3 separate regions of the Homo sapiens genome follow, and regions 1 and 3 are each linked to region 2. Evidence: chromatin contacts called from ENCODE Hi-C or POLR2A ChIA-PET data. All regions are on one chromosome and are shown on one strand. The core of a region is the stretch at or near the end of the contact, and the rest is flanking DNA. Distances in the headings are between cores, read along the strand shown. Region 1 overlaps SEMA6D (semaphorin 6D). Region 2 holds the start of SEMA6D (semaphorin 6D). Region 3 has its middle 51 kb from the start of SEMA6D.

Region 1 (2,869 bases), core at 323-2,822, 40 kb after region 2:
AAGTGTAATCTTATCTTTTCTGGCAAGCAGCTAGAGTGGGAGATTATATCCATTCAGTCTGGGACTTAGCTTATTGGATTGGATTGGAACTTTTGTAAAACATGGTTTACCTCACATTTTTCTCCTCTTCTAGAGTGTAGCTTGTCAGAGGCCCAAATGATAGCCTTTGGTTATTTACTGGAACTCTTCCTTCTTGGTGGGACCTAAACTTGTGACTGCCAGAAATTTGACTTTTCTTTATAGCTATACTCTCATTTTTATAGAGCCTTAAGCTGTATGAAATTAGCAAATATAAAATTATAAAAATATAACAATATATAATATAAATATAACAATATATTATGTATAATAATATAAGTATAAATATTATATAAAATCATCAAGTCTCCATAAGGTAAAATCAAATGCTGAGTATGGGACTAAGCTCCATGTACCTCCCTTCTCCCAAGTATCCTGTCACTCACGCCCTGGTTGTTCTGGCAGCTCTGAACTCCCATTAAGAGCTTTCCTCATCATATTTAGTATTTAACATTAGGAATGTATGGGAGAAGTTCATATAAAATACCAAAAACTGAATAAACATAGCTAGTCAGGCATCCTGGCTCTCTGACTGTGTCACAAACAGGAATGACTTCATGTAGGAATGTTCTTTACCCTAAGCTTGCGTGTGAGGAAGATGGTTTCCTCTTTTTTGGAGGCCTGTACATCTGTGAAGGTGTGCCTTATCCTCTAAGAATGCCCCTGTCATTGTTTGGATGGTATACATAAACAGTTTAGCAAATAGTTGTACAAGATGAAGGAATGAACATTGCTTTTTTTTTTTCCACCTTTTTGCCAGACAAGACGTAACCAGAATAGACATGATGATATTCGTTAAAATTTACTAAAGATTTACTGCGGAGCAGGCTCTGTGTTAGATGCCTCATACTGATTATCTCATTTAATCCTAAACAGAGCCTATGAAGTAATAAAGATAATTATTCCCATTTTACATTTGATGAAACTGAGGCTTAAAGAGATAAAGTCAATTTAAACAGGGCCCAAGAGCCAGGAAGTAAATGGCACAAGCAAGTTTGAACTCAGATTTTTCTAATCTCAAGATCCATGTTTTTTTCCAACATTTCATCCTGCTACTTGGCCTGCCCTTTTTCAGCATAACTAGTATCATGATTTCACTGACCCCTGGACTCCTGATATATCTTCTTATGTAAAGTCAGAGCTAAGTAGTCTGAGGGGTTTACATGCAAAGACATCCCCTTCCTGGTACATTGCTTTCAGGTATTTCCAGATTCTTCCCTCCCCCACCCAGCTTTTGCAATATGTATCACATTAAATGCCTCCATTTATAACTACTATGGCAAGTCTGAATGTAATTTTTTTTTTTTTTTTTTTCAGAAATACAGCTTTATGCAGAGACAGGAAGCAGTTAGTGGTAGGGCTTTATTTTGGGAGGATTAGAGTGGTAGGGGGTGGGGCATGGGGAGAAATTGCTTTCTGCAGTGTCAGATGAATGAGTTATAGGAAATGATAGCTCAGCCAGCAGCTTGGTGCTTGCTAGTGAGTCAGCAGTGATTCCATCCTCAGCCCCAGTGCTGGGATCACAGCTGAGAGACACTCTTCCTGGTGAGGGCTCCTCCCCGCCCTGCTGTCTGGGACATGGATGTTCTGCTTACCTGATGTGAACCATTCAGTTACCTGTCATGGAGGAGAAAGAGACACAGAACGATCTTTTTGTTTTAATGCAGATGTTTCTACACTTCTTTGGGATTAATTGGTATTTCTAATTATTTTTCCTGATATCCAGCAGAAAGATTCGGTGATTTTCTATCTAGAGGATGATATTTGGGACTGGTGTCAAAGCAGGATCTAGTTCTTAAGGCAACATTTTATACTTTTATACTACTTCAACTTTAGAAGGTCTTTGTAAGTGATCAGAATAGTATGGAAAAGCAAGACAAGAAGACACTGCTTCAGAAGAAGAGGTAAACACGAAACCATCTTGTCAGCACAATGGAAACCATGTAGCTGTAGTAAAAAACTAGAACCAAATCATTGCGGTTGTTGAGGTAGGATAGTAGGATTGTTGGTGATTGCTTTTTTGTTTTGTTTTGTTATGTTACTTTATTTTCCAGGTCCAATACATAGGAACAAGTTGTAAAATTTATTCTATAAGTAGTCCTTTAGTGCTCTAAAGTAACTAGTTGTGAAAAATAACTGGCCAAATAACCTTAATATTTTAGGATATCTTTTCCCCAGGCCCTTATGAGACTCTTAAAGTCAATCTGGTCATACCCAGGATTCTCCAGTAGGAAATGGGTAGAGAGGTCTAACTTTTCTCAGAATTTCCTATGTGCCAGGCATTTGCTTCCTTTTCGCTCTGAGAAGGTGCTATTATCCATATTTTACAGATAAAGAAACTAATGCTCAAAGAGATTGAAGGAACGTTCCCAGGCCAATTTGCTAATATGTGGTATAATTTCATCCATGCCCAAGTCATACTGACTCCAAAGTCCATACTCTTTTAACTTTAGTACAAAATGATGCCAGCACAGTTTCCATTCCACCTGCTTTTTGTAAGGCAGTTTAAATATGTGAACTTACTGCTGGACTGATCATCCACGAAAAAAACTGCTGCAATATATTATTCTCTTTTTGAAAAACTGGGACTCTAAAACTCACATATACTTGACTTGTACTTTAGTTAGACACATATTTAGAGCATTGGATAGCATGCATATCTGTGTGCTTCACCTGAAGTCCATAAAAAAGGTACAGTAAACACCTGGTTTAGTGGTTGGACTCCCCTGGAATTTGCAGTGACTCTCATGATCTCTCCTAAAGTTCTTAGATATGTAAGACTGAGGATAAA
Region 2 (2,714 bases), core at 93-2,592:
TTTTCTTCTAATTGGAAGAACAGCAGGAAAGAGTCTATATTTTAAAAGACTCCTCATCCTTCTCTCCCCTTCTTTCCTTGGGTTACACAGTGTTAACTAGGGAGGAAATAGTTCTCCGGATGAGTCCTGCAGCAGTTGCTTGGGGTGTCTTTTTTGAGTTCCTTTTCAAGGCTGTCCTTGGAAGTTTCAGAAACAACGAGGACCAGGGTATTTTTCCTAAATGTAAACATGTAACTGTGTTTGGGAGAAAGCAGGAACCATTGAGGAAAGGAAGTCCTTTCTGCGCCCCTCTCTTCTCTCTTTCACGGTAATTAACCATACTCAAATGAAAATTAAGTTTGGCGGAAAAAGCTCTCTTCTTTTTCTTTAAACAGGGGCATCATGGTTCATTCTAGCCATTTAGAGCCCTCAGTGATCCATAATTCAACTGGAAATTAATAAAACACAGCCCGTTCTTGGAAATGAAGTTTGAATTAAAATCCTCTTGTTTTGGAATATGTGACTTTTTTTTTCCTTTCATTTGTGACAGTCAATTTTAAATGATGTCACTTCAAGGACATTTTCATTTCTCCCACAACATATTACATGAAACACTTGCCTGTAAAACCGGGTCATTAGCCTGCAAAATTATACTGTACAGAATGGCTTTCATTCAAAGTAGAAATGGGATTTTTAGTAGGCAATTTCTGTATTTTATAAAGATAAAGCAATGTTTGATTGCTTTCTTCCCAGCTGTTTTGCTTAGTGGTTATAAAGAGAAATGGGGGGCGGGGGGGTAATGTGGGGGCGGGTTTGTAAAGATGTGCTTAAAAAATAAATCTTACACTGGAAAACTAAGGCAGAACTTCACGGAACAACTGCGCCCGCAGCTCTCCTGGGCTGCAGTGATTTGTCCTCTGGGTTCTGGAGGAAAGCTCTGAAAGAAGTGAGCGAGAGGGAAAGAGGGAGGGAATCGAAAAGGTTGCTTCGCAGGCTGCAGCACCCACTGCGAGCTGGATGACTGAGGCACTGGGAGTTGCTAGAAGGAGCAGCTACTCAGAGGTGGGGAGAGGGAGGGTGCGCAGCAGAGCGCCGGAGAGGAGGGACGCGGAGGCCACCGAGGGGTCAGCAGGGCCGCGGCGCCAGGGTGGGGGCCTCCAGGCGGCGCTGGCCACGGTTCACCCGCGAGGGCGAGCGCGCCCGGCCGGCCGCGCCTCCTGCCGTCCGTGCCCGGGGGTGGGACCCGCGCCGGGAGCTGCCGAGTGCGTGGAGGGAGCCAGGCTCCGGCTCGCCTGATGGATTGACTTGGAGATGGATCGAATTACACCATTTGCCGTGCATCGGTTTGTTTTGCTCCTGCTCTGTCCCGCTGCTGCTGCTGCTGCTGCAAGGGGTGGTGGCGAGTTTCAGGATTCTATCAAGGAAGCCAAGACCTAAGGAGACAGAGGGATATCTATTTTTACAATATTTTTCTTTATTTTCTTTCTTCCTTGCGCGTGGCAAGCTTTTTTTTTTCTTTTTCTTTTTTCTTACCAGCCTCCCCCCAATGAGGTAAGACCGTTTTCAACAATTTGCTAATGCTCTTGTGGCGCCCGGTGGGGGTCGGAACCTGAGATCCCGAATCGCTGTGTGTGTGTGTGTGTGTGTGTGTGTGCGCGCGGTGGGGGTCGGAACCTGAGATCCCGAATCGCTGTGTGTGTGTGTGTGTGTGTGTGTGTGTGTGTGTGTGTGTGTGTGTTGCCACTGGACAGTTGATTTATTTTCCAAGCTGCTCTCTCTGCCTGCCGTGCAAGGGACGCGCAAAGGGCTAGAGAGGTTTGGCGGACGCGTCAAAACTGGCAAAGCTGGCGGCTTAGGGGGAGGGGCAAGTGGACTTGGAGGCCCTCCTCCACTGTGCACCCCCTTGGAAAAAAAGCGGAGGGGGCATCAAGTAAAAGTTTCTTGCCAGGCAGAGCCAGCTCGGCGTCCCCCGCACATAGCTGGGGTTAGCAGGGGTTGCTTCTCTGCCGGGCACAGCGTCTCCAGGAGCCAGCCGGGGAGAGCTGAGCCAAGGCCGAAGGAGCCGCCTGCGGGCTTAGCCGCCCCCTCCCGCCCGTTGGCCCCAGAGCGGACGCTGGGACGCCCGGGGTCTGGCAGCTCTGCGCCCGGCTAGGAGCGGGCGGGCGAGCATTAGCCTGCGTCCTGGAGAAGGGGCGCAGCGCCGCAGTTGAGGCCGGAGCAGCCCCTCGCGGGCGTAGGATACCTGTCAGTGAGCGCCCGGATTGCACGGCCCCCGGGTAGTGCCTGCCGGCGAGGGGCGGGAGCTCGGGTGACTTGGCCATCCCCATCCCCGGCCCAGGCCCGGAGGGCGGCCGCTTCCCACCGTCCCTCTCCCCTTACTGGCAGAGCGCGCTGCGGGCGGACTCCCGGGCCCGGAGCAGCCCACCGGCCACCCCACCGCCCACCCGGCTCCCGGTGTCTCCTCCCGGCCGCTCTACCCAGCAACTTTCCGTGCTTTGTTCCCCGACTGGAAATGCTTTACGGAAGCGTCTTGGACAGGGTCTCCGCCAGGCGACAAGAGCTCGGTGCTGAGATGTGTTACGTTCTCATCTCCCCATCAATTATGGATGGAAACAAATAAGGAAGAGTCAATTTTGCTGAGCCCCTTCTCCGGCAACGAGAGGCGTTCTGCAGCCGGGAGGGAGCCGCCGCTCGCGCCGGCAGCCGCTGGCAGGGGCATGGTGAGGAGGAAGGTA
Region 3 (2,861 bases), core at 97-2,596, 51 kb before region 2:
TGTGGGAGGACTGTATTTACCTGCCCTGCTTTAATGGAGGTGGGGGGGCGTGGTTAACAATTCCAAGGCTGAGTATTACCGAGAAGATCCTCTTTTATATTTCAGAGGCTCGTTATTCTTCCTATTTTAATGTCTTCCTCTGTCAAACATACCTATAGTGGTAGCATGTACCTGTTGAGTTGGTGGGGTTTCTTATTTGACTTCTTTCTTCAAGTCATAGTAGGAATGATTCTTGCTTGATATTATCAGCCCTTGAGTAGGAAGAAAGCAGGGACAAAGAAAATCTATTCTCTTTCTTTTTTCTTTGCAGCTTTAGATCATTTCCTCTACGTTTAATTGTTCTAAACTATTGCTTTCCATCTTCCTTTTCATTCTTCTTGCCTTTTCTTCCCTTTCCTATCTTTATTTATGCTTTTGTCTTTTGTTTTCTGCATTTCCCTTCCAGTCTTTCTTTATCCTGTAAGCTTTTCAGGAAGCCAGAACAGCAACTAATCAAATAATAAGGTCATGGTTAGAGAAAGGGCATGGGCAGACTTGGGCTGGACAAAATACATTCAGTCCCTATTTAAGAAATATTTATCCAGGCATGGTGGCTCACACCTGTAATCCCAGCACTTTGGGAGGCTGAAGTGGGCAGATCACCTGAGGTCAAGAGTGTGAGACCATCCTGGCCAACATGGTGAAATCCCGTCTCTACTAAAAATACAAAAATTAGCTGGGCATGGTGACATGTGCCTGTAATCCTAGCTACTCAGGAGGCTGAGGCAGGAGAATCACTTGAACCCAGGAGGTGGAGGTTGCAGTGAGCCAAGATCGTGCCACTGCACTCCAGCCTGGGCGACAGAGCAAGACTCTGTTTCCAAAAAAATAAATAAATAATAGTTTACTCATAGTGACTGGCCTAAAATAACTAGTCAGCATTAGATCACCAATAACACTCCCATTTTTGCAGATGAAGAAACAACCTCAGGAGGCTGCATTTGGCAATAATACAGACAAGAGTATTGAGAATAAACTCGGAGTTCCAGGTTTTTTCTGTTGTTAGACATGTGTCCCAATTCTTCGACTGCAAAACATTGCTATCCTAAAGTTAGATGCTTGCCAATAATAATGGATATCCCCAGCAGCATGAGAGTTCAGACATCCCGAACATTTCTGGTGAAATTTTTAGCCAGCTGTTAAAGGAAATTTTGTATGACATCTCAACCTACAAAAATGTTTTGCGTACAAACTTCTATTCAGATTTCCTGCTCAGCTAGTGTTTACATCTTCACTGTGCCATAAGAGGCGGTGAAAAGAAACAAGAAATTAAACTGCCTTCCTGTTTCAGGAAGCTGGGCCCAGACACGTCTCTATATGTAATGGCAAGAGCCTTGCCCTAAGAAAACCCCTATTTTGCCCCTGTTGAGTAATTGTGCTAGGAATTATATTTAGGACCAGCCTGGCTGAGGGCAAAATTGTGACATTGAAGGGATAATCTCCTGCTTAGTCACCAACTACTTGATTTTTATTTAGGAGGAGAATTGGGGAGACTGCAACTAAGAGAATGCTTTCAAACAAAGCAAGCCTTACTGGTTTGATGGCATCTTTCTGAAACCAGAGCTGTGTAGGGGGAGCAAGACAGACAATAACCATGAGTATATATACCACTAAGTGGGTACACTACAGTGCTGAATTTCTGTGTTCTTACAGAATTTTTTTCTTAGAGTTATCAAAATACAGCTAAATTGCTCTCACTGTGATCCACGCCTGAGAATTCCCTCCTTGTTTTGTTCTTTCTCCCTATTCTTTACATCTAGGGAATGTATGTTCCTCACATGAACAGCAAATGAAGCTACTCAATGTAAATGTATTTTAAGTGTTTGAAAGAAAAGTGCTTTCCAAATTATCATCCCATGGCCTTCACATGGCTCTTACACGACCCTAAATAAGTTACCATGTAGGATGTCCAACTACCCTGAGGCCACCATGCTGGGAGAGTGCCCAAGCCACATGGAGAGGCCACTCGTAGATAATCCAATCAGTAGTCCTGACTGGACTCAGCATTGGAGTCACACGAGCCCACCCATCCAGCATATGAGTCCAGAAGCCTCCAGAAGATTCCAGCAGCGAGCCAACCCATTCCGTCAGCCTCCACGTCTTCCCTACTGAAGCACCAGAAACCACAGAGCACAACCAAGCCCCTTCTGCCATGGCCTTTCCAAATTCCTGACCTACAGAATCCGTGGGCATAAGAAAACAGTTATTTTACACCATTAAATTCTGGAATGGTTTGTTATAAAGCAAGAATAACTGGAACCATCACCATCATCAACAAGTTTTGATTTTCTGAAACACTAAGTAATTGTACATAACACTAGGAGTAAGTACAAACACCATTCAAACACAAAATCACGTAGATTTGTATAGAGCTACACATATTCTCAAGCACGTCAGGTCTCAGGCTTCCTAGAGGGCTGCCTGAAGAGGGCAGCCGACTTGGGCTGGAGAAAATACATTCTGATAAGAGGTACTGAGAACACACTATCCCCTCTGCGGTATTCCCATCAAATAATCCTTCAGACAGTGTTTTAGTCTGATCGGGCTGTTCTAACAAAATACCATGAACTGAGTAGCTTATAAACAATAGAAATTTATTTCTCACAGTTGCAGAGGCTGGGAAGTCCAGGACCAAGGAAGACTTGATGTCCGGTGAGAGTGCACTTCCTGGCTGATAGACGACCATCTTCTTGCTGTCCTCACGTGGCAGGAGGGCTTAGGGAGCTCACCAGTGTCTCTTTTATAACAGCACTCACCTCCCAAAGGCCCCACCTCCAAATACCAGCCCATTAAGGATCAGATTTCGACATATGAATTTGGGG

Evidence for each region. Hi-C counts contacts between places; a loop is a spot of excess contacts on that map. ChIA-PET counts read pairs that join two places held with the same protein, here RNA polymerase II (POLR2A). Pooled maps may share reads with other maps.
Region 1: a loop to region 2 is called in a map of psoas muscle, with 2.8 times the contacts of the local background. The contact joins the enhancer-like site here to the promoter of SEMA6D in region 2. A Hi-C loop is called at or near these places in 9 of 168 maps with a recorded cell type or tissue (IMR-90, Right ventricle myocardium inferior, aorta and 5 more), 1 of 37 single-sample maps with no recorded cell type and 10 of 50 pooled maps. POLR2A ChIA-PET finds 5 or more read pairs at or near these places in 6 of 52 experiments (A673, AG04450, HEK293 and 3 more).
Region 3: a loop to region 2 is called in a map of endothelial cell of umbilical vein, with 5 times the contacts of the local background. The contact joins the enhancer-like site here to the promoter of SEMA6D in region 2. A Hi-C loop is called at or near these places in 5 of 168 maps with a recorded cell type or tissue (DLD1, astrocyte of the cerebellum, endothelial cell of hepatic sinusoid and 2 more) and 2 of 50 pooled maps. POLR2A ChIA-PET finds 5 or more read pairs at or near these places in 5 of 52 experiments (AG04450, K562, Panc1 and 2 more).

Annotation. Positions count from the first base shown.
Region 1 is chr15:47,755,524-47,758,392 of GRCh38, forward strand. All of the region lies in intron 1 of SEMA6D (semaphorin 6D), which reads left to right. Among named protein-coding and RNA genes, the nearest start is that of SEMA6D, 39 kb to the left of the region's middle. Within about 2 kb of position 1,573, at least 2 of the 41 ENCODE cell types and tissues checked have a DNase peak (open chromatin) inside an H3K27ac peak, as active enhancers do; they include gastrocnemius medialis and psoas muscle, where a contact is called at or near this core.
Region 2 is chr15:47,716,163-47,718,876 of GRCh38, forward strand. It overlaps SEMA6D (semaphorin 6D), which reads left to right and starts at 1,343. Exons shown (of 19, transcript NM_001358351.3): 1 at 1,343-1,530. RefSeq lists a silencer at 1,170-1,464.
Region 3 is chr15:47,664,950-47,667,810 of GRCh38, forward strand. It overlaps a transcript of SEMA6D not described here. Among named protein-coding and RNA genes, the nearest start is that of SEMA6D, 51 kb to the right of the region's middle. Within about 2 kb of position 1,347, at least 4 of the 41 ENCODE cell types and tissues checked have a DNase peak (open chromatin) inside an H3K27ac peak, as active enhancers do; they include endothelial cell of umbilical vein, where a contact is called at or near this core.